5 separate regions of the Homo sapiens genome follow, and all the other regions are linked to region 1. The links are chromatin loops, found by intact Hi-C in ENCODE. Cell type or tissue: A673. All regions are shown on one strand. Region 1 has its middle 20 kb from the start of CHP2. Region 2 overlaps PRKCB (protein kinase C beta). Region 3 overlaps PRKCB (protein kinase C beta). Region 4 has its middle 40 kb from the start of RBBP6. Region 5 overlaps LINC02194 (long intergenic non-protein coding RNA 2194).

Region 1 (5,000 bases):
ACAGTAAAGATACAGGGCGTTTCCTATGGGCCAGGCACTGTACAAAGAGCCTTGCATACATAGTGTCATATATTTCTCACAACAATCCTACAAGGTAACTACTACTATTATCCCCATTTCATCTATGACCAAATTGAGTCACAGAAAAGGTTCGGAGAAGTTTAGAGTTAACTTTCCCTAGACACACAACTTGTAAGCTAAATTATAGAAACAGGTGCAGGGTGCGGTGGCTTATGCCTGTAATCCCAGCACTTGGGAGGCTGAGGCAGGCAGATCACGAGGTCAGGAGATCAAAACCATCCTGGCCAACACGGTGAAACCCCGTCTCTACTAAAAATACTAAAATTAGCTGGGTGTGGTGTCGTGCGCCTGTAATCCCAGCTACTTGGGAGGCTGAGGCAGGAGAATCACTTGAACCTGGGAGGCGGAGATTGAAGTGAGCCAAGATAGGGCATCTGCACTCCAGCCTGGTGACAGGGCCAAGACTCCATCTCAAACAAACAAACAAACAAGCAAACAAACAAAAAAATAAATTATAGAACCAGGCAGGCCAGTCTCAAAAACAACAACAACAACAACAACAACAACAACAACAACAACAACAACAAAACCAGGGCCAGGCATGGTAGCTCACACCTGTAATCCCAGCACTTTGGGAGCCCGAGGGGGAGGATTGCCTGAGCCCAGTAGTTCAAGACCAGCCTAGGCGACATGGTGAGACCCTGTGTCTAAGAAGAAAAATAAATAAATAAATAAAATAAAGAGCCAGACTTTGAACCTTGGTGATCTGACTTCAAATCTGAAGTTCTTAACCTCTGTGCTATATTGCATTTCAGAGAAAATCCTTTGGACATGTTTTTGTTTTGTTTTGTTTTCTTTTCTTTTCATTTCCTTAGGATGGAATGATTTGGCTGTGAGTTTTAGATTTCGGTGGAAGCACGAAACTGATGATAATAGTGGTAACATTTGCAGGGTGGTGGCTTATTTCGGATCATGGAACTGTCTACTTAGGCTCTGGGATTATCCTGGGTGCATTGCCTAATCCTGCAGACTAGATCCCAGGTGTGGGTGGATCCCCTCATAGAACATTATTTGAAATGGGAACTGGATTGGAGGTGAGTTCTTGGCTGTGTGTCATAGTGTGGCTGAAACTGAAGCAATGAGCTCACTCACTTTAGAAGTCTTTGGAAGCAACAATAAAGATGGCCGGGCACAGTAGCTCACACCTGTAATCCCAGCACTTTGGGAGGCCGAGGCAGGCAGATCACCTGAGGTCAGGAGTTCAAGACCAGCCTGGCCAACATGGGGAAACCCCGTCACTACCAAAAATACAAAAATTAGCCCGGCGTGGTGGTGGGCACCTGTAATCCCAGCTACTTGGGAGTCTGAGTTAGGAGACTGGCGTGAACCTGGGAGGCGGAGGTTGCATTGAGCCAAGATTGTGCCACTGCACTTCAGCCTGGCCGACAGAGTGAGACTCCATCTGAAAACGAAACAAAACAAAACAAAACAAAAAAACCCAGTAAAGAGACACTCGTAAGGTCCTCAAGGGTCTGCCCGTGGGTTTTGTCAGAACTCACAGTAGCTCTCCAGACTACAGTCAGAATAGTTCTATTCTGGCAATTCTCCCTTGCAACTCTGGCTCTCTGGCTCTCTGGCTGACAAGAGGTTTGGCTTTTGTTTTGTTTGTTTTGAGACAGGGTCTTGTTCTGTCGCCCAGGCTGGAGCGCAGTGGCGCTGTCTTGGCTCACTGCAATCTCTGCCTCCTGGATTCAGGCGATTCTCTTGCCTCATCCCCCCACATAGCTGAGATTACAGGCCCATGCCATCCCGCCTTGCTAATTTTTGTATTTTTAGTGGAGACGGGGTTTCGCCATGTTGGCTAGGCTGGTCTTGAACCCCTGACCTCAAGTGATCCACCTGCCTTGGCCTCCCAAAGTGCTGAGATTACAGGCGTGAGCCACCGTGCTCAGCCTTGCTTTGTTTTTTTGAGACAGGGTCTCGCTTTGTCCCACAGGCTGGAGTGCAGTGGGATGATCACACCTCACTCCAGCCTAGACCTCCTGGGCTCAAACCATACTCCCGCCTCAGCCTCCCGAGTAGCTGAGACTATAGGTGCACACCACCACGGCCGGCTAATTTTCGTATGTTTTTTTAGTAGAGACAGGTCTTGCTATGTTGCCCAGGCTGATCTTGAACTCCTGGGCTCAAGCAATCCTCCCACCTCGGCCTCCCAAAGTGCTGGGATTACAGGCATCAGCCACCATGCCTGGCTAGAGGCTTAGTGTTAAGTCTTTTATTTACCTGGAGAAAGTGTGAAGAGGAATGTTGGCCTCTAGGGAAGACCCCTTTCCATCCGTGGCCTCCTGAGGGGCCATTCAAGGTGTTAGGGAAAGTTTGGACTCTGGCTTGATGGTTTCGTTTTTGTTTTTTCTCTTTCACAGCTTTGAATGGTTCCTCTCTTCTCTCTCGAGGCTGGTGTGGCAGAAAGATCTGGGGCTGTTTCCTGCTATGTGTGTGTGTGTGTGCGTGTGTGTGTGTGTGTGGTTCAGAAGGGTTTGGTTCTAAGTAGATCTTTGGAAAATCTTTCCTCATTAAATTGGTGACATTAACCCAGAGGAGCCAATTAAAGGCCTAATGCAAAACCTACTTCCAGCGGGGGGCAGTAGAGTGTAGCAGTTAAACATGTGGGCTTCGCTTCTGTATTTGGGTTTGAAACTGGCTTCAACCAGTAGTTGCCACGCATTTGTGATTACACGCCTCTTTCAGTGAGAAATTTTTGAACCTGCACCCTCAAATATATATATATATATATATATATATATATATATATATATATATATATATATATATATATAATTATTTATAAGTTGTACGCATAATTCTGGTCCTATTTGTTATATCATAAAACATAATAAAATTGAAATTAAGAATGAAAAAATAAAATGAACTCTTAAAATGCTTTATCGAGGCATAATTGACAATGAATTGCACATATAAAAGAGCATGATTTGAGAAGTTTTGATATATATATACACATACACACACACACCTATGAAACCATGACACAATCAAGATAGTGAACACACCCATCAGACCCAAAGGTTTTCTTTGCCTCTCTGTAACTACTCCTCACCTGTTTCTGCTCTTCTATCCCTGAGTAACCACCAATCCGCTTTCTGTCACTATAAATTAGTTTGCATTTTGTAGAGTTTTGTATAAATGGCATTGTACACTATGGATTATTTTCTTGTCTGGCTTCTTTCACTCGGCATAATTATTTTGAGTTTCAAGCTAATTATGGATGAAATTAAGGATGAAATAATGATGGAGTTAATTATTAAAAATACTGTTTTATTTTGTTTGTTTGTTAATGGTAGAAAATATTTGTGCTTTCAAATTGTAGATTTTTTTTTTTTTTCAATTTGAGATACAGTCTTGCCCTGTTGCCCAGGCTGGTGTGATCATGGCTCACTGCAGCCTCGACCTCCCAGGCTCAAGTGAATCCTCCCACCTCAGCCTCCCAAGTAGCTGGGACAACAGGCAAGTTCCACCAAGCTCCGCTAATTTTTAAAGTTTTTTTTTTTTTTTTTTATACAGATGGAGGTCTTGCTATGTTGCCCACACTGGTCTCAAACTCCTGGACCCAAGTGATCCTTCCACCTCAGCCTCCCAAAGTCCTGGGATTACAGACATGAGCCACCACACCCAGCATATAGAGATTTGTCTTTATGTCCTGGATACTAGTTTTTTTCTTTTACATTAGATTGAATTTTTTTAATTTAATTTTTTTTTGATGGAGTCTTGTTCTGTTGCCAGGCTGGAGTGCAGTGGCACAATCTCAGCTCATTGCAACCTCTGCCTCCCAGGTTCAAGTGATTCTCCTGCCTCAGCCTCCCGAGTAGCTGGGATTACAGGCACCCACCACCACACCCAGTTAATTTTTGTATTTTTAGTAGAGACGGGGTTTCACCATGTTGGCCAGGCTGGTCTCGATCTCCTGACCTTGTGATTCACCCGCCTCTACCTCCTAAAGTGCTGGGATTACAGGCGTGAGCCACCGCGCCTGGCCTAATTTAATTTCTGAGTAAGTAATACATTCACATGGTTTCAAACCTAACCATATAAAAACATACAAAGTGTGAACTCTCTCTAACTGTTGCTCCCTATTCATCTAAATGCACCATGCCCTCCCACATTCCTAAATAAGTTTCTTAGGCATCTTCTGGATTTATTTATGCAAATATATACACATATGTATGTATATATAGATATGTACTTTCTTGGTATTCTCTGGTTTTTTTGTTTTTTATTTTTTTGAGATGGAGTCTCACTGTGTCACCCAGGCTGCAGTGCAGTGGTGCGATCTCGGGTAACTGTAGCCTTTGCCTCCCATGCTCAAGTGATTCTCCTGCCTCAGCCTCCCGAGTAGCTGGGATTACAAGTGTGCACCACCACACCCAGCTAATTTTTGTATTTTTAGTAGAGACAGGGTTTCACCATGTTGTCCAGGCTGGTCGTGAACTCCTGACCTCAAGTGATCCACCTGCCCTGGCCTCCCAAAGTGCTGGGAATACAGGCATGAGCCACTGCTCCTGGCCACATTCTGTTGTATTTTTAACAGAAAAGATAGCATATTATTCACAATCATGCATATTGTTCTACAACTAGCTTTTTCATGTGACATATCTTGGAGATCTTCCTATATGAGTTTGTAGAAAGGTTTCTCCCTTCCTTCTTTCTTGCCTTCCTCTCCTTCCTTCCTTCCTTTCTTCCTTCCATCCTTCCTTCCCTCCTTCCATCCTTCCTTCCTTCCTTCCCTCCTTCCTTCCCTCCTTCCTTCCTTCCTTCCTTCCTTCCTTCCTTCCTTCCTTCCTTCCTTCCTTCCTTCCTTCCTTCCCTCCTTCCCTCCCTCCCTCTCTCCCTCCCTCCCTCCATCCCTCCCTCCCTCCCTCCCTCCCTCCCTTCCTTCCTTCCTTCTTTCCTTCTTCTCTCTCCTT
Region 2 (5,000 bases), 300 kb after region 1:
TATAGAGATGGAAAGACCAGAGACAGAGACAGAAGCACACATGGAGAGCCACAGAGAGACACGGAGGAGAGAGGCAGAGAGACACAGTTGGAGAAAGGGAGAGACAAAGAGGCCAGAGACAAGTGCAGAGAGTGGAACAGACCGATTCACAGACACGGCCAAGGCAGTGAGCCACGTGCAGAAGTGGGACAGCAGAGACAAGAGACATGCAGCAACGTGGAAACAGAGAGACAGACACAGAAACATGGCAAGAGCCACAGGGGGACAGTGAGGTTGGAGCCTTCTGCCTGCAGGACACCAGCTCCTCTTACCACACATGGGGCCCTAATATAGGGACAATGTCCCTGCCTCAGAGACAGTGGTGGGTGGGAGCTCAGGCTGGTGCTCAGGTCCCAGAGGGCTCTCCCTTCCCTCCCCACAACTCATTTCTAGTTTTTGTAATAGGCCTGCTGCCTCCTGGGACTTGGGTGGTCTGAGAAGGGTCCCTTGCCCCCAGATCCCTTGAAATAGGGGCCCATGGGGTGACTTGGCCTCTCCTTCTGGCTTCTCCAACTGGAACTAGCGTCCCCCTGGAGAATCCTGGGTGCCTGGCACACCTTCCTGGAGTGGGGCATTATTGCTCAAGACCTAGAAGAAATCACCCACCACATTGAAATAGACACAGATACTCTACGGAGGAGTGCGCAGAGGGAGTGGATATCCTATAACATGAGAGATGGCCGAAGGCCAAATTCAGTGTATAGGCACATTTTATCCACCCTGCCCTGGCTCTAAATCTTTTTCCTTGTAATTAATTATGGTGGACACTATGGCCAGCCCAGACCCCCTCTTCATGGTCCCACCCCATCCCCTAGCTGTGGTTCACAGCAGTGCCCCATCCTGCATAATTGCCCAAGATAATGCCTCTTCCAGGGAGACCAGATGATTGTGGTGCCCAGCCCTCTTGTCTCAGTTTGGAACAACTCTGAAGGGTCATCTCAGCTCTGGGCTCCCCCTAACATCAGCTTTGATTGCATCCACGTGGCAAACGAACTTCTCCCCACAAGAGCACTCCCCAAAAACCTTGTGCTCAAAACTCCCCGTCTCAGACTCTTTCCAGGGAGCCCAACCTATTAGCTGTTAATATTTAAAAATCAGAGCTGTCACGTACACATCGAGATTCCTGCATACGTTGAGAAATGGGGAATGTTTTTGCTCTGTTTCCCACTTGGCTTGGCCAAGTCCCTGCCACCCCCTTAGCTTTCCTCACTCATGTGACCAGCCAGCCTGTGAGCATTGAAGTTGGTGACTCTGGCTTCAGAGCCTTAAGGGGTGTGGGGTGTGCTTGCTTCAGACTGCACCCTTGGCTGTGGGTGGGGAACAGACAAGTTCTACCTCCTTTGCCCATCAGGGTTCAGGGGGAAGAGTTGGAAAAGCCCTTCTGATGAGATCCTGGCAGGCAAGTTGGTCTCAGCCAGGCTCGTGTGTCTCAGCTGTCTCAAAGGAGGGAAACAGGAAGGGCTCAGCGGTCTTGGGTGGGGCAGATGTCTGCAGCCCCCAGCCTGGGCCAGCCTAAGCCACATCCCCTCTCTCTGCCCTCACAGCCTGCATGATGAATGTGCACAAGCGCTGCGTGATGAATGTTCCCAGCCTGTGTGGCACGGACCACACGGAGCGCCGCGGCCGCATCTACATCCAGGCCCACATCGACAGGGACGTCCTCATTGTCCTCGGTAGGTGGCCCTGGGGCTCCACTGGCTCCTGACCTTGCTTGACCTGTGTGATTGAGAAGGGGAGGGTGGCGGAGGGGTGGGGCAGTCCAGTGGAGGGGTGGGGCAGTCCAGGGACGGGGAGGGGGTGTGGCACTGCTTCTGCCCCATGCCCTGCCCATGACAGCCCCTCCCTGCAGCAGGGGGATCTTTAGAAACTGTACACCCTCAAAGCTTCGTCCATCAGCACCCCAGGCTGACTTGGGTTCAGAGAGGAGACGTCTGAGTTCCTTGGACTTCTAACTTCCTCAGGATCCTCCACTTCCCTTCTCTCCTTCTCATTTCCCACTCTTTTTTAGTAATCTTTTGGGATGGGTAGTTGCATTTCCTTTACTCAGATAGCAGAGAAGGGAAGCTTGCTTCTTCCGCAAACTTTTCCAGCAGGAAAAATGGAGTCTTGATGATAAACCCCAGATTTGGAGAATATAATATCTTGGGAAGGAGGAGGGTTGGAGGGTGCAATTCAGGGGCTTTCCACATATTTGAAATATTTCTTTCTTGAACCTGATGGTGGCTATGCTGTAATTTTATTATTCTCTATATTTTCTGCATGTCTAAAATATTTCATGATAATTAGAAAGCAGGATGGTACAGTCTCCTGGGAGATGCAGTGAGAGGAGGAGCTGCTGGTGGTGGTGGTGGTGGTGGTGGTGGGGCTGTCACTCATGTATCCCAGCATTCAAGACATACCTGGCTCTGATATGGGAAGTTCAAGCAAAATTGGAACTCAGCAGCACTGGCTTGAGGAATACTCAGCCATAAGCCCCGGTATAACCAGCACTGAGCTGGCTGGGAGTGGAGCTAAAACTTTGCAGGAATTTCTTCTCAAAGGCTAGTGACAAACTACTGTGGACTTTATATATCTAATGAATATAAATAAGGGTTTATGAGTTGGTAACTCAGGAAATTGATCATGGAAGAGATTAATTTTGCAAAAATTAGTGTTTCTGAGGCCTCAGACTGGTTCAGTAGCTCTGATGCATTGAGCCCTGGGTTGCGGAGGGGCTTTACGTAGATTGTGTAAAAGCTGAAAAATACTTATCCCTGTACAATATAATTCTTTTAAACTTGAGATTTCGTGAAGCCCAGTGAGATTTTAGAAAATGTGCAATCCATTGCATTATGTTTTCCTCCAAGTGGTCGCCTGCCTCCCAGTGTGATGCTTGGGGGCCCCAGGGGAAATCCCGCAGTTTCAGGTTCAAGGGAAGCCAGTTTTCCCCACTGATTGAGGTTCCCGATGCTGGTGAGACAAATATGAGACTCTGCTTCCCTCTGGTGTCATTCTGTGGGAAATACACTCGTTCCAAAGCATGACTGCGGGCAGCCAACATTTATGGGCCGCATGGGATGTGCAGTGCTCTAAACCTTACGTGTTATCTCTTTCCACCTTCACAACATTGTGAAATCTCTATTATTCTTGTTTGAGAGGGAGACTCCATCTGTTGCCCAGGCTGGAGTGTGGTGGCGCCATCTTAGCTCACTGGAACCTCCACCTCCCGGGTTCAAGCGATTCTCCTGCCTCAGCCTCCTGAGTAGCTGGGATTACAGGCGCCCACCACCACGCCTGGCTAATATTTGTATTTTTAGTAGAGACAGGGTTTCACCACGTTGGCCAGGCTGGTCTAGAACTCCTGACCTCAAGTGATCCGCCCATCTCGGCCTCCCAAAGTGCTGGGATTACAGGTGTGAGCCACTGCGCCCAACCTTCTATTATTCTTGTTTTATGAACAAAGAAGCCACGGCTCAGAGAAGTTATATTCCAAGAGCTCACACCATTTGCAATAATAATAAAACAATAGCTAAGATGTGTTTAGTTTTTAAAATGTGTTAATCATTGTGAAAAGCACTTACAGGCAGTATCTGATTTACATTGTTTCAACAACTCAAATGAGTTAAGTTATCATTCTACCCATCAGAAAACACATTTCCTCACCTAGGTCTGTTTGACTCAAAAGTACTATATAGTAGGTTACTTTTTTGTTTAGTTTAGTTTCGTTTCGTTTCTCTATGCCCTCCACCGTATTTATTCCTTTTGTGGTTTGGCTAGGGCACCTCCTATGGGCATTCCTTAGGGAGTCTTTGTTCTGATGTGGTACAGTACAATATTTCTTCAAGTTCAAGGTCAAAGTCTTCCCCCTTAATCATAGATATGCTGTGAACTTTGAGAACCTGGATCACAAGCCCCCGCTTCTCAGGACACACTGATAGGAGGTGTATCCATTTGCTGTGGCTGCCATAACAAAATACCACAAACTGGGTGGCTTAAGACAAGACGTTTAAAAAAAAAAAAAAAGAAACGAAAAGAAAAAGAAAAAAACAATAGGCCAGGCACAGTGGCTCATGCCTATAATCCCAGCGCTTTGGAAGACCGAGGTGGGTGGATCACTTGAACTCAGGAGTCAGCCTGGGCAACATGTCGAAACATCATCTCTACTAAAAATACAAAAAATTAGCCAAGTGTGGTGGTGCACGACTGTAATCCCAGCTACTTGGGAGGCTGAGGCAGGAGGATCACTTGAGCCTGGGAGGTGGAGGTTGCAGTGAGCTGAGATTGCACCACTGCACTCCAGCCTGGGTGACAGAGCAAGACTCCGTCTCATAAAACAAAAACAAGAAAAACAAACAAACAAAAAAGGCCAGGTGTGGTGGCTCACACCTGTAATCCCAGCACTTTGGGAGGCTAAGACAGGAGGATTGCTTGAGACTAGGCGTTCAAGACCAGCCTGGCCAACATAGTGAGACCCTGGCATATTGTAGGATTTCATTTCTTTGGGATGTTCAGAGCAGGCAAATGTATAAAGAAGTTTAATAGCACTTTGTGCTTTTCCAAATACTTTGATATCACACCATTCGGGAAAGGGCACGTTGTTGCCATCATGGAAGGGAAAACGAAGTCTCAGCAAGGCTGAACACCCTGACCAATGTCACATGCTGAGCAGGGGTGAGCACCTGGGCCTCTGGCCCCATGTCACAATGCCCTGCAATTGCCCATACACCATGCTGGGCACAGCCTGTACTCAGCATGGGCTTGTTGATTGATGGATGATAGAAGAGAGCCCTGATGCTGTGGCCGAGTTCTCTAAAAATAGAGCCAAGATGGGGATTTTGTTCCAGTGATTTATTGGGCTGCTCATGGGAAAAGAGAAGTGAAGGAACCATGCTTCCTTCCTCAGGCAGGGAAAAAGCTTGGCGAGAGTGTGGTCTCCGTGGAAGTCTTCTTCAGCCTGGTATCTGGTGGAATTTTGTACCAAA
Region 3 (5,000 bases), 130 kb after region 1:
AATAAAAGAGGAAGTTACTGCTCTTATTTTTGTACCAGCCCGTCAGTAATGGGTACAGAGTAAAATCTTAGCTAAGCTGAGGTCAAACTTCAAAACTTAGTAATAAGGATCTCCCTTGTTCCTTTGTAGGGCGACTAACATGAAGGTTCTGACTCTTAACCCATAGAGCCACAAAAAATAGTCCTAGGAAAATCATATGATTTTATTTATTTTAGGAACAGAAATGGTCCCTTCCGAAGTAGAGGCATTTCTACTTCTTTCCTAAACACCATCTCTGCTCAGTGAGCTCTCCCACCCTCAGGTACTGTGTTTCAGGCTTATTGCTGTATTGCTAGAAGTATCCTCACCTTCGAGATTAAGAAAAGATATTTATTGCCGGGCACAGTGGCTCACGCCTGCAATCCCAGTCTTTTGGGAAGCTGAGACGGGAGGATCACTTGAGCCCAGGATCTTGAGACCAGCCAGGGCAGTATAGTGAGAACTCATCTTGAAAAGAAAAATTTATTGAGCTCCTACTGTATACTGGGGATACAGCAATAGGCAAGATAGCCCTTGCTCCTCATGTAACCTACAGATAATAAACAAGATTACAAACAAACAAAATAAGAGGTCGTTCTAGATTATGATAAGTGATGGAAAAGAAAAAACCTGTATCTACTTCTTATAGCAGAGACCTGCATTGGGAGTTGCTGTGATCAAACAGGAAACGGAAGGTGGAGTTTGCTTCTGTATCCCTCCATCCCTGAGTGGAGGCTGGGTGCTTCTCACGACCAGGGCCTCTGAGATTTCTTTTTTTGTTTTTTTTAAATTATTTTAGATTAAGGGAGTACATGTGCAGTTTCGTTACGTGGTTATGGAGCGTGATGCTAAGGTTAGGGTTTCTATTGGTCGCGCCACTCACATAGTGAACCTAGCATCTGATAGGTAGTTTTTTGACCCCCTTCCCCTATGCCCTCTCCCTCTTGGGGTCCCTAGTGTCGGTTGTTTCCATCTTTATGCCCCTGTGTACCCAATGTTTAGTTCCCACTTCGAAGTGAGAACATGTGGTATTTGGTTTTCTGTTTCTGCATTAATTTGCTTAGGATAATGGCCTCCAGCTGCATCCATGTTGCTGCAAAGGACACAATCCAAATAAGCACAATCAGAAATGACCAAGCTGACATTATGACTGATCCCACAGAAACACAGGAGATCCTCAGGGATGACTATGAACACCTCTATGCACACAAGTTAGAAAACCTAGAGGAAATGGGTAAATTTCCTTTGCACACAACCTCACAAGATTGAACGAGGAAGAAATAGAAATCAAGATTTATTTTCTGTTTTGTTTGTGTGTGTGTGTGTGTGTGTGTGTGTGTGGTTTTTTGTTTGTTTGTTTGTTTTTTGGACAGGATCTCATTCTGTCACTCAGACTGAGGTACAGTAGCACAATCACACCTCACTGCAACCCTGACCTCCTGGGCTCAGGTGATCCTCCCACCTCAGCCTCCAGGGCAGCTGGAACTACAGGCATGTACAACAATGCCCGGCATATATATATATATATATATATATATATATATATATATATATATATATATATGTGTGTGTGTGTGTGTGTGTGTGTGTGTGTGTGTGTGTGTGTGTGTGTGTGTATATGTATATTTAAATTTTTATATATAAATATATATCTATCTTTGTAGAAATGGGGTTTTGCCATGTTGTGCAGGCTGAAATTGAGATTTCCTAATGTAAGAAACAGAGCCCCAAGGGGCTCTTCTTGGGCTGGTCGCTGTATTTCATCAGGTGCCTCTGTGTTGGACACTTACTTCCCTCCATTGCATAGATTGGATCCTTTATGCTTAGCCTAGACTCTGCCCTTTGGGATGCAAGGAGCTGAGTGAAGGTTCTGGGAGAGTAGGCTTAAGCCCAGAAGAGGGAGGCCTCTCTCTGGATGTCATGCTAGAGCCTGCCTTTTAGTCTTTGTGTTTCCACTCTCCATCCTCCTCTTCTGGAGTTCAGAACCCCTTCCTGGTCAAATTGCCCCCGGGCTCTATGGGATCCTGTGGGATTCTATCCTTTGAGTCTACCCCACCCTTCAAGTACTTCCTGTCTTTTCACACCTAAGTGAAAGAAAGTAGGATAAGAACAGCAGTTGTTAACTTGATTGATTGTAAATTGCCTTCATTAGAAAATGTTAATTATCGCCCCTGGGAAGGGATTAATCCTTTAGGTCTCTAGGTTACTAGACTGGCAAAAGCCAAGTGTGCCTTGGTTGACTGTTTCTTTCTGAGAGTAAAGAGAAAACATCAGGGGAGGTAGAAACCTCAGTCATGGGGTAATCATTATGGCCATGTTTATCCCCATACACGTATCTTCTGCTGATTCTGGAGTCAGCTAGATTTTGTGACCCAGCATAGATGATATAGTGACATTGTCCTGCTGTGTTAAAAAATTTAAGTTCATAAGAAATGCATAAGTACAATCTCATCAGGATAAATTACACAACATAGATAAGATTGAAGACCTTTTAACTCTTTTGACGTCTCAATTTAGTCCCCTCTACCTTCCCCAGAAGCCTATTGTTTGTAAATTTGGTGTCTCTTATAGAACTCTGTAGCATTCCAAAGTCTGAACTTTCTCCCATGCATATGGCCACTTCCCTGTTGATGAACATTTAGATTCTTTTTTGGAGGGGTTGTGTCTATTACAAACAGCATGGCAATGAGCATCTTTCTACACATCTCATCAATATGCAAGTGTTTCTCGTGTTCCTCGGAAGTATAATGGCTTAGCCCTGGGGTATACACGATTCAGCTTTTAATAGGTTTTGCCAAATGTTCTCCAGAATAGCTGGACCACTGTATACTCCCACCAGCAGTGTGTGTTTCCGTCTCACTGCATCTTTCCCAGACCATGATATTATCAGGCCTTAACACTTTTGCCAATCTGATGGGAGAAAAATGGCATTTAATTTTAATGATCCTTTCCTGTCCCCTTCTCTTCTCTTCTCTTCCCTTCCCTTCCCCTTCCTTTCTTCCTTCCCTTCCTTCCCTTCCTTCCCTTCCTTCCCTTCCTTCCCTTCCTTCCTTCCTTCCTTCCTTCCTTCCTTCCTTCCTTCCTTCCTTCCTTCCTTCTCTCTCTCTCTCTTTCTTTCTTTCTCTTTCTTTCTTTCTCTTTCTTTCTTTCTTTTCTTTCTTCATTTCCTTTCCTTTCTTTCCTTTCTTACTTTCCGAGTCTCACTCTGTCGCCCAGGCTGGAATGCCGTGGCATGATCTCAGCTCACTGCAACCTCCGCCTCCCAGGTTCAAGCGATTCTCCTGCCTTAGCCTCCTTAGTAGCTGGGATTACTGCCACCTCACCTGGCTGATTTTTTTTGTATTTTTAGTAGAGACGGGGTTTCGCCATGTTGGCCAGGTGGGTCTTGAACTCCTGACCTCAGGTGATCCACCGGCCTCGGCCTCCCAAAGTGCTGGGATTACAGGCGTGAGCCGCTACTCCCAGCCACCTCTTCTTACTAGTGAGACTGAACATCTTTTTACATATTTATTGGACAATTGTATTTCATCTTCTATGAATGTCTCCCTCCCCACTTTTTTATAATTTCATATTGATTTGTAATAATTTTTATTTCAATCTACTAGACACTGATCCTTTGCTCGTTGTTTGTGTTTGTGTTGTCTATTTTCATCAAGTCCTGGGTCCTGTGTCACTTTAGTGCCATAAGGGAATGACAGACTCCCTTATTATTGGTTTAGCTCTTGAAGCCTAACAAAGTGTTTCCAAACAGTTCATTATTCCCACTTTAAGGATGTGAAGACTGAGGCTCAGGGTCACAACTTGTGCAATCTTGGGTAGACTTTGAATCTCTGAGCAGACTTAGAAGTAGACCAAACTGCTGTGAGCCACAGGGAGATTATTATTGCTAACTTTTCCCTGTTAGCCAAACACTTCTGCTTGGTCCCTCTAGAGAGAAGTCTTTAATTATTCATCTCTTTCCAAGTAATTGGCGACAAGTCCTGCAGCTGGGAGTTGGAATAAACTTGGTTGCTAAAAGCATCCATCACACATAAAACAGGGGAGATCTGGCTCCAAAGAATGGTAGATGTAGATCTTCCCCTACGGATTTGTTTTCTGAAGATCTCCTTATACACTGACCTCAGCCTTTTGCTGACCTATCCTTGTGAACTGAAGGCTGAAAAAACCAATGTAGCCATGGTCCACATCCATTTATCACTTTCAGAAATGGCCCCTGCACTTTATATTTCTTCAGGTCCTGCAAAAAATATTGAAAATCCTTTACAAATAGAGGCAAGGTCAGGCCATCCCTGTGGGATTTCCAGGGAGCAGTGCACTGACCCGTTTTGCAGAATGGGAAGCAAAAAATAAAACTCAGACTTAGACAGCTGGCATAAGCAAGGACTTCCCTATTCTGAGTGCCAAATGTCAATTTGAAATACTTGAACTTTTATTCTCTGGGACATGTACTGGCATTAGTAAGAATTTCTATTTATTGAGCATTTATTTGGGGCAGGCAGATGATAAGTTATACACATTAATTATCTTATTTGATTTTCACAATGACCTATCAGTTACATAATTGATTGTCTGCATTTTATGGATAAATAACCTGAGGCTCAGTTATTTGACTTGCTCAAGGTGATGTAACAAGTAAATGGCAGAGCCATGATTTAAATAACAAAACGCATGCTCTTAATCACCACATTAATGTCTTGATATCAATTAATAGAACCATTTCCCCTCCATTTTCTCTTTAGTTTCAGAACTGGTAAGAGTTTGTCTAATAAGATTTTTATAAAGTGGTGACATGAATGGCTTGTGGGGATGGAGACTGGGGCCGGCTGCCAAGGGTACCCATCTCACACGAAGCATCAGGTCCACTTGGGTTTGTTTTTGGCTGATTACAATCTTGAATCAAACTTTTCAGTACAGCTGGTCTCCCAAGAACTTTCTAATGTTGATTTGAGCTTCCCTGAATGAATCTCAGAAAATAAGAAAGG
Region 4 (5,000 bases), 760 kb after region 1:
CATGCACCACCATGCCTGGATAATTTTTTCATTTTTTGTAGAGATGCCCAGGCTGCTCTTGAACTCAAGCGATCTCCCACCTTGGCCTCCCAAAGCACTGGGATTACAGGGGTGAGCCACCACACCTGGCCCTGATTAGACTTTCTAGCCCTGCTAGAAAGCACTGCACTTCCCTTAATAGAGTAGCCCAGGCCTGGCTCCTTGGTGGCAGCTGCACCACTCCATGTGTACACCATGCAACTGTACTCCATTGCATGCTTCAGACTGTACTCTGTGAGCACCATTGACCTGAACTGCAACTGGAATAGTGCTCTCTAGAGTTATGCAGTGCGGCAGTCCTGTGTTCCTTGGGGAACCTCGAGCCTCCTGAATCAATGCTCACTGCCTTTCTCTGCCATCAGCATTTGTTGTTCAGTGACCCAAGTGGTATACTGCAGTGGTTCTGAAACGTTGGTATGCATTGGAATCACGACAGACTGTGAGGCACCATCCCCGGAGTTTCTGATTCAGTAGGGTCTGGAGGAAGGCCCAAGACTTTGCATTCCTACCACATTCCCAGGGGAGGCTGATGTTGCTGGCCCAGGAGGCACCCACTGGTGTAGTGGGTGCTGTTGGTGCCTCACAGGGACCCTCTTCCCAGCCAGTGCATCCATCCCCAGATGCCCAGAGCACTGGCTGCTAATAGCTCACAGCTGTTTCCTCTCTAGAGCACTGCGTGGTATGGGTTGAATTAATTGTATGCTCCTAAAATTCCAGTGTTAAAGTCCTAACCCTCAATATCTTAGAATGTGACCTTATTTGGAAAGAGGGCCTTTAAAGAGATAATTAACTTAAATTATATCATTAGGTCTTTAGGGCCCTGATCCAATATAACCACGGATATAGTTTGGATATTTGTCTCCTCCAAATCTCATGTTGAAATGTGATCCCCAGTGTTGGAGGTGGGGCCTAGTGGAAGGTATTTGAGTCATGGGGGTGGATCCCTCACGAATGACCTGGTGCCATCCTCCCAGTAATAAGTTGAGAAGTGATTCTTACAAAGAGCCCAGCACCTCCCTCCCTCTCTTGCTTCTTCTCTCACCATGTAATCTCCGCACATACCAGCTCCCCCTTGGCCTTCTGCCATGAATAGAAGCATCCTGAGCTCTCAGCAGAAGCAGATGCTAATGCCATGCTCCCTCTACAGCCTGCAGAACTGTGAACCAAATTAATCTCTTGTCTTCATAAATTACCCAGCCTTGGGTATTCCTTTATAGTAATGCAAACAGACTAGGACCACCACTGTCCTTATAAAAAGGGGATATTTGGACACAGACAGACAGATACACACACACACACACACACACACACACACACACACACTGCTAGGTAAAAATGAAGGTAGAGGGCCAGGCGCAGTGGCTCACACCTGTAATCCCAGCACTTTGGGAGGCTGAGGTGGGTGGATTACTTGAGCTCAGGAGTTTGAGACCAGCCTGGGCAACATAGTGAAACCCTATCTCTACCAAAAACACAAAAATCTAGCTGGGCATGGTGGCACGTGCCTGTAGTCCCAGCTACTCGGGAGGCTGAGGCAGGAGGATCACTTGAGCCTGGGAGGCAGAGGTTGCAGTGAGCCATGATTGCGCCAGTGCACTCCAACCTGGGTGACAGAACAAGACCCTGCCTCAAAAAAGAAGACAGATTGAAGTGGTGCTTCTACAAGCCAAGCGAAACCAAAGATTGCCAGCAGACCACCAGAGGCTGAGGGAAAGGCATGGAACAGACTCTCTCTCATGGCCCTCAGAAAGAACCAACCCTGCTGGCACCTTGAACTTGGACTTCCAGCCTCCAGAACTATTAGAGAATAAATGTCTGTGGTTTAAGCCATCCAGGTGGTGGTACTTTGTTTCAGCAGCCTTCCAAACTAATGCACAGCCCTTGGGCAGAAAGGAACCACTAGATGATGGCCCCCACACCTCCTGGGATCAGACCTCGGACGATAACCCACGGGAATGGGGCCAGCCCCTTGGCCTTAAGTGGGGACCAGCTCTGTGTTGTCATTTTGCTTCCTGTGGCATTAGTGAGCTTTCTGTACTGTTTTATCCTGCTTCCTCACTCATCTCCTCCTGAGAATTCTTGGTTTCCATCTTAGGATCTCCTGCTAGGGAACCCAACTCAAGTCAAAGGATGAGAATTTGCATTCCCTATTACCCCATAGGCAAGAAATGATTACTTTCTCTCCTCCCAATCTCCACCTCACCATCAAAGAAAGATGGGCGGCAGCCTAAACCTTGTGGGTATTTTTTGTTTTGTTTTTGTTTTCTGTTTGCTTGATTTCGGGGTGGTTTTGTTTTGTTTTGTTTTGTTTTGTTTGAGACAGCCTGGCTTTTTTACCCAGGCTGGAGTGCAGTGGCTTGACCTCGGCTCACTGCATTCTCTGCCTCCTGGGTTCAAGTGATTCTTTTGCCTCAGCCTCCCCAGCAGCTGAGACTACAAGCGTACACCACCGTGCCCAGCTAATTTTTCTATTTTTAGTAGAGACAGGGTTTTACCATGTTGCCCAGGCTGGTGTTTTTTGTTTATTAAGAGATGGGGTCACCCTATGTTGCCCAGACTGGACTCTACCTCCCGGGCTCAAGCAATCCTCCCGACTCAGCCTCCTGATGGCTGAGACTACAGGCGCCCACCACCATGCCTGGTCTGTGTTGGCTATGGTCTGTGTTGAAGCCTCCCTTACTTTGAGTGAAAAAGAACCTGCTCCTAGGCCTATCTTTGGGATAAGAAATTGTACTCGGCTCACCAAGGCCAGGGTGGTGGAATTACGGAACAGAAGCGCCCTCAGCTGGCAAGCTGGAATTAGACACACCCAACTCAATTTCTCCTGTGGAGAAGGAACAGCGAGGGAACACCAGCCCTCTACAGCCTTCCTTCCTCCACACACGCACTGCTACCCATGCTTTCAGAAATACTAAGAATTAGCCGAGCGTGATGGTGCATGCCTGTCGTCCTAGCTACTCCAGAGGCTGAGGCGGGGGGATCTCTGCATCTGAGAGTTTGAGGATGCAATGAGCTATGATCATGCCACTGCACTCCAGCCTGGGCAACAAAGCAGGACCTGGTAATACGGTTTGGGTCTGTGTTCCCACCCGTATCTCATGTCGAATTGTAACCCCCAATGTTGGAGGTGGGGCCTGGTGGGAGGTGATTGGATCATGGGAGGGGATTTCCTCTTGGGTGCCGCTCTCATGATAGTGACTTACCACTAGAGCTGCTCATTTAAAATTGTGTAGCACCTCTTCCCCTGTTTCCTCCTGCTCCAACCATATAAGAGGAAACTGCTTCCCCTTCGCCTTCTGCCATGATTGTAAGTTTCCTGAAGCCTCCCCAGCCATGCTTCCTGTACAGCCTGCAGAACCATGAGCCAATGAAACCTTTTTTCTTTATGAATTACCCAGTCTCAGTTATTTCTTTATAGCAGTGTGAGAACGGACTGATACACCTGATCTCTAAATTAAAAAAAAAAAAAGTTAAATACTAAGAAGTGATTTGCAGAGCTTGTAGGGGTAAAGCTGGGTCTAGAGAGGGCTCAAAAGTACTGCTTCCCCATATCCATCAGTTCAAAGAGTGCCTGGCCTCGATCATAGACTAGGGCAGAGCTGGCCTCCAGCATCTGTCCAAGAATGTGACCCAGACCTCCTGCCCCAGAACCTCCTAAGGGTGAGAACAGGCCTTTGGGACTCTGCCTCCCTCACCCTCACCACCATGACCCGGACCCTGTGTTTCTTGTTTCATTCCTTACTAGTCCAGATAGTCCAGGGTAGGAAGGCTTGGAGGGACAGAGTGTGGGATAGATGTGCACACACTGCAGCTCTGTGTCTGTGTGTGCATGCAGGGCCATGTGTGTGGGAAAGATGCAAGAAACGTCTCCCTAGGAGGGGAATACCTGCACACTGGTTGAGAACATGTTATTGTGAAAAGGTACCTTGGAAAGCGCTGTATCCATCAGCTTCATTGAGCAGATAAGGAAAATGAGGCCCAGAGAGAATAGACCTGCCCGAGGTTGGTCATGCTGGAGCTTACCCCAAGAAAAGAGAAGTAAGCGTGATGTGTATATTGGGTTGTGCACATGTGTGCTTGCCAAAAAAAAAAAGGTTTAAACACACACACACACCTCCTCCCCCACTTCTTCCTGCTACAACCATATAAGAGGAAACTGGAGTTTTTGTTTTGTTTTGTTTTGTGTTGTTGTTGTTGTTGTTTTGAGTCAGGGTCTCCTCTGCCACCCAGGTTGGAATGCAGTGGTACCACCTTGGCTCACTGCAGCCTCAACCTCTTGGGCTCAAGCCATCCTCCCACCTTAGCCTCTCAAGTAGCTGGGACTACAGGTGTGCACCACCATGCCTGGATAATTTTTTATTTTTTTACTTTTTGTAGAGATGGTGTCCCACTATGTTTTCCAGGCTGGTCTCGAACTCCTGGACTCAAGTGATCCATCCTCCTCAGCCTCCCAAAGTGATGGGATTACAGGCATGACCCACCATACTCAGCCCCAGGAGTCTTGATTTATGCCCCTGAAATGGTTTGGGTCCATGTCCCCACCCAAATCTCATGCCAAATCGTAATCCCCAATGTTGGAGGCCGGGCCTGGTGGGAGGTGATTGGATCATGGGGGTGGATTTCCCCCTTGGTGCTGCTCGTGAGTGCTCATGAGATCTGGTTGTTTATTTTGGTTTTGTTTTTTGTTTTGTTTTGTTGAGACGGAGTCTTGCTCTGTCGCCCAGGCTAGAGTGCAGTGGCATGATCTCAGCTCACTGCAACCTCTGCCTCCTGGGTTCAAGCGATTCTCTTGCCTCAGCCTCCTGAGTAGCAGGGATTACAGGCATCCACCACTACATCCAGCTAATTTTTGTGTGTGTCTGTATTTTTGTAGAGACAACATTTCACCATGTTGGCCAGGCTGGTCTTGAACTCCTGACTTCAGGTGATCCGCCTGCCTTGGCCTCCCAAAGTGCTGGGAT
Region 5 (5,000 bases), 520 kb after region 1:
CTTCTTCTTCTTCTTCTTCTTCTTCTTCTTCTTCTTCTTCTTCTTCCTCTTCTTCTCCTTCTTCTTCTTTTTCCTCCTCCTTCTCCTCCTCCTCCTCCTCCTCCTCTTCTTCTTTGAGACAGGGTCTCACTCTATTGCCCAGGCTGGAGTGCAGTGGCACCATCATGGCTCACTGCAGTCTTGAACTCCCAGGCTCAAAGGACTCTCCTGCCTCAGTCTCTTGAGCGGCTTGGATTACAGGTGTTCACTACCATGCCTGGCTAATTCTAATTTTATTTATTTATTTATTTATTTTTGGAGAGACAAGGTCTCACTATGTTGCCCAGGCTGGTCTCAAACTCCTGGCCTTAAGTGATTCTCCCACCTCAGCCTAGCAAAGTGCTGGGATTACAAGCACAAGCCACTGCATCTGGCCTGCAATTGCTCTTATTGGTCCAATTGTCTCTGTCCTCTTCATGAGACTAAGAGTTTCAAGTGATCAAGAGCAATCTCTTTCCTGCTTGTTATTTGCTCATCAGTGCCTGTCACAGGTGTAAATCTTAATAATTACTTATGCAGTTAGTTGATTAAACAAATACTATTTAAATGCCTACTATATCCTGAGCACTATTCTAGGGTCTGATAATTTAGATTTGAACAAGACAATGCACCTGTTCTCATGGAGTTATTTGGCTTTAGTTGGGAAGATGACAATAAGCACAAAAGCATATATGTACATATATACAGTATAATGTCAGATATTGATAAATGCTATGAAGAAAAAGCAGAGTGAGAGTATAGAGAGAAGTATGGGGTGTTATTTTTAGATAGAGCAGTTAAAGAATTCTCTAAGAAGGTGACATTTGAGCTGAGGTATGAATGAAGTGAGGGATTGAACCATGACAATATCTAGTGGCAGCAATTTGTGTGTAAATTCAAAATTATTTTAAAATAAATGTTTCTTACATATAAAGTATATTCAGGGAAGAGCATTCTCAGCACAGGAAATCAATGGGTGAGTCACAGGAAACACCTGGCATTTCTGTATCAATAAAATAGGAGGTAGTTGGAGGAGAAGGACAGGTGGCACAGTGCTTACTGTTTTTATTTATTTTTGAATTAACTTTAAACTTTTATCAAAACATACATGTATAAGATTTTTAAAATCAGATAGAAGTGGCTGTAGTGAAAAACAACTGTTCTGGTCCCATCCTGTTCATTCTCATTACTCATTTCATTTTATTTTAGTTCATTTCACCTCAACCTCTCTTCTTCTCTTCTCCAAATATAGATTAGAATATTTTTATTTTTATATTGGTTATCTTTAATTTTCAATGACATACCAGATACTCTAGATCTCCTTTTATCAACTCTAGAAGTATATCTTGTCTATTCTCTTTGTATAATAATATCAGGATGTTACATCCTACCATTCCCCTCCTTCTACCTCCAATTTCTATCACTGTCTAGAGAGTAGAAACATAACTTCATGTAATTGGGTTCAAAGAGAGAATAGAGAAAGAAGAGAGAATAGAGAATAGAGAAAGAGAGAGAATACTGAAAGAAGGTTAACAAGACTGAAGTTGAAATAATGATGTGTGAATGTTTTGTAAGCATATTTGGTTTTTAATGCTTTTTTCTATAGGTTGAATCTAAAAGTAGAAAACTCATAACAAGGCTATGTGTGAACATCAAGAGAGAATTCAAGATGGCGGGGATGACACTCTTTAGTCCATGTGTGCCTGGTTTTCATCATCTCCTTGACTTACACACATGTGGGTGCCTTTACCTCTGAAGACTTTTTCTCTTCTAACTGATGATGCTCCATTCTCTTCTGACAAAAGGTAAAGCTGGTTTGGTACCACTGACACCCAGGTTAGTTGGGGTCCAATATCTTCTAAGCCCCATATCCTGCCATGTTGTCTTCTCCTTCGTGGTCACATTTTACTGCTGATCCCATGGACATCACTGGAGTGGTGCCACAAGTAGATCACATAGACTTTTCACAGAAGTCTTCTGAGGTATCACAGAATTTCCCCCTTTTCTAAGAACTATCCTCCCACAACTCACAGGGGCTGGTCCTGATGGCTGCGTTTATAGTACATGACCCTGAATCGTTGGCCACAGCTGCATGGACCAGGAAGTGGCAAGCAACATAAGCTAGGCTGATCAGGTTGTCTCTCCCGGAAATTTTGAATTAGGACTAAAACTTCCCAGTTTAGTCTGGGTGGGTTTCTTAAATAGAGATGACATAAGAACTCAAAATCTAGCTTCTATTTCAAGGATCAAAGAATAGATGAAGCAAAACAATTTTTCAACTAAAAATATGAAAAGAGGCAGAGATGCAAAATGAAGTGACTGTCAAGACTCCTGATGGCATTTTTTTTTTTTTTTTTTTTTTTTTTTTTGCTGGTTCCAGCTCCCTGCCAAGGCCTGATTGAACCTCTGCCCTGTGGTTCCTTGAAACATCGTCATATTCTTGTACTAAATTCCCCATTTTCTTAAGCTAGCTCTGGTAAGTTTTTGCCATTTACAGTCAAAGTGAACTCACTAATAAAATATTCCCAACTGCATAATCTTCTCCCTGGGGGATGGGAATCATATCTTTGTATTCTCCAAGGTGCTGAGCACATAGGGGAATGCCTTGCACATAGTAGGCACTCGAAAAGCATCTGTTGAATTGAAGCAACTGAGAGTACTCCTTCCTAAATGACACAACCATTTACAGGGATCACTGACCCCTCCAGATGTTATGAGAAGATGGACAGGAAAAAGCATAAATAGATACACCGTGCCAACTACTTCACTAGCTGACAGCCCAATAGAAGAAAACAAAAGTCTTAATAAGAGAATCAGACATCAGTTGCAAGATGTCTGAATGTCTCCTAGTCTTCTGCCAGATAAGTGGGATCAGAAAGGGCTATTAGTAGACAAGAGTCTAGCTCCAGCCCGCCCTGGAGAGAGCTCTGAATCTCTTGGGTCCCTCATTGATCTGTTGAAAGAGCCCTCTAGTGGTGAAAATGAGGAACGATCTCTAGCCTTACAAGCAGATTCTACGCGCCCAGGTCCACACACCTACACATTCAATTGAATGAAAGGATGAGGTCACCCCCTAGTAAGTTGGGAGGCATGATAGGGAACAAACTGCGGCCTCCCTGCCTCCACACTCCCACTCCGTTCAGTTGTTCTGACTTGCTCCACATGCAGGCTCGGGACTTCCCACAGTGATCAGGTTGGCCCTGGACAGCAATTCCAAAGAATGAGCCTGCCTCACCAAGTCAGAGGCTCAGGACAAAGCTCCAGTTTTATCACATGTATCCCTTTCTCTTATTCAGCAAAACTGGGTGCATCCTGACCCATAATTGTTACCTTCATCTACCTGAGCTCCTGATCCTTTTCCCCCAACTATCCTTCTGCTAGGCTCCTGGGCACCATACTCTGCTTGTCTGCGCTTCTGTTGTAGAGCTAAGTGGGTGGAGATGAAGATGCTGCTGTTCCACTGTGGGTCTGGTAAATGGAGAGATTGGGGCATACTGTCCCTTAGCCCGAAGCTCACTCACCTTTCATCAACATGGTCCTTCTTTGAAAGAAGACCTTTCTCACTTCTATCCAAGCAAGAGAAGAATCAAACAGATCCTGAAATGACTGCTTTGATCATTAGTAATTATTTCATCTTATTTACCTTTCTGAGAGTGGGGAGAGAAATTTTTGCTAACTGAATTAATCCCTCCCAAGAAATACCAACCTCACCTCCATGTTACATATGGCTTTCCCTTAAAAAAGAAAGGTAATAACAATCAAGGCAGGATATTTTTATTAAGATGCAAATTTTCATTTCAGGAAAGAAAATGACACTAAGAAACTTGTAGGGGCCCTCGTGTATCCTCTCCCTACTATCTTCTGTCATTCTTCTGGAGTACGGCTGTGGTGCTGGCCCCAAGTTTATCCATTCCATTGTGGATTATGTGGCAAGATTTCAGTATTTCTACCTCCTGTCCATAAATCAGTGTTTTTGAACCACGACACATGCATATGCAACTAAATGCTCATAGGTATACACACCTACATATTCAAATCTATACTATACCTACACACGTGCATGCATACACATACATGTGCAAATATGTATGCATATGCATAGCAAAAATGCTAGGCATTTGCAGCAAATATGTTCACATGGTCCATAACACTGTCTGCAGGTACAAACATACATTTACATACTTGCTTTACTTCTATGACGGATTCACAGGCATTCAGAATTTATAACTAAACTGAACATAGCACAGGTGAGCATTCAAACACAATCACTCCACAGCTATATATTCAAACTTCCTCCTGCACATGAGTATTTATCTAACACCAAGAATAAAGTCTTCAGTCTTAACACCAAAATGAAAGTAGCAAAGTCACCAAGAAGTTGTGAGCTGCATTTGCGAACCCTTCAATATATTCCTGCTACCCAGTCACCTGAATAGAAGTTCCCAGGCAGCCAGAGATGGCACCAGGGGAGTATGTTTGTCTGCGATTACCTCCCGTTATATTTCTGTCCAGCTAAATAACATTCAAACATGACAGTTGGTTGCGGACACATCTCAGGAACTGTGGAAACAACCCAAGCAACCTCATTTCCAACTATCTGACCTCTGGATATCAGTCCCAGGATGCCATAAGAAAAAAAATAATAAGGGCATTTCTGTGGGCTGTTTCTAGTCAACTCGGTGTGTGCCCATGCATATGCCGGAATACATAGTAATAAAAAGCTGGTTAAATGCTGGTCCTTTGCAATACTGGCTATTTCCAAGGAAGAGAGCTTTCAGGTGTGCAATGCCATTTGCCCTTTGGACTAACAAGCAAAGCAGACCTAACTTCACCTGCTTCATGGTCTCACTTAGATAACAATGTTAACAAATGATATCTCAGAGACCTTTGAACAAAATCTGACATTTTCAGTGACTCTCCCACCATGAATCCATCACCCCCTTCGATGTAGATATGTTAAAATGTATAAAAGGCATATTCAA

The links. A loop is a pair of places that touch in the nucleus more often than their neighbours do. Peaks named below come from ENCODE experiments on the same cell type or tissue, not always from the same donor. Only the 100,000 strongest peaks of a DNase experiment are listed, where the experiment ranks them.
Region 2: it touches region 1 in a loop (8-fold over the local background); 58 of 110 quality-filtered maps call a loop at or near these places.
Region 3: it touches region 1 in a loop (2.8-fold over the local background); 2 of 110 quality-filtered maps call a loop at or near these places.
Region 4: a loop joins it to region 1, with 8 times the contacts of the local background. A loop is called at or near these places in 19 of 110 quality-filtered maps.
Region 5: it touches region 1 in a loop (3-fold over the local background); 13 of 110 quality-filtered maps call a loop at or near these places.

What each region holds. Positions count from the first base shown.
Region 1 is chr16:23,732,731-23,737,730 of GRCh38, forward strand. No RefSeq gene overlaps it. Among named protein-coding and RNA genes, the nearest start is that of CHP2, 20 kb to the right of the region's middle. In A673, a CTCF peak has its summit at 2,646 (motif pointing right); a DNase peak (open chromatin) is centred at 2,671; H3K27ac peaks cover 1,950 bases.
Region 2 is chr16:24,033,836-24,038,835 of GRCh38, forward strand. PRKCB (protein kinase C beta) reads left to right here. Exons shown (of 17, transcript NM_002738.7): 5 at 1,584-1,712. Among named protein-coding and RNA genes, the nearest start is that of MIR1273H, 170 kb to the right of the region's middle. In A673, a CTCF peak has its summit at 3,035 (motif pointing left); a DNase peak (open chromatin) is centred at 2,986; H3K27ac peaks cover 2,894 bases.
Region 3 is chr16:23,863,937-23,868,936 of GRCh38, forward strand. All of the region lies in intron 2 of PRKCB (protein kinase C beta), which reads left to right. Among named protein-coding and RNA genes, the nearest start is that of PRKCB, 30 kb to the left of the region's middle. RefSeq lists an enhancer at 1,824-2,470. In A673, no CTCF peak of the experiment used is centred here; DNase peaks (open chromatin) are centred at 2,835 and 3,905; H3K4me3 peaks cover 60 bases; H3K27ac peaks cover 4,773 bases.
Region 4 is chr16:24,496,567-24,501,566 of GRCh38, forward strand. No RefSeq gene overlaps it. Among named protein-coding and RNA genes, the nearest start is that of RBBP6, 40 kb to the right of the region's middle. In A673, CTCF peaks have their summits at 1,157 and 2,849 (motif pointing left); DNase peaks (open chromatin) are centred at 1,035 and 2,835; H3K27ac peaks cover 4,245 bases.
Region 5 is chr16:24,250,309-24,255,308 of GRCh38, forward strand. LINC02194 (long intergenic non-protein coding RNA 2194) reads left to right here. Exons shown (of 4, transcript NR_146569.1): 3 at 1,625-1,823; 4 at 2,399-2,552. Among named protein-coding and RNA genes, the nearest start is that of CACNG3, 3.5 kb to the right of the region's middle. In A673, CTCF peaks have their summits at 3,000 (motif pointing left) and 3,199; a DNase peak (open chromatin) is centred at 2,953; H3K27me3 peaks cover 133 bases.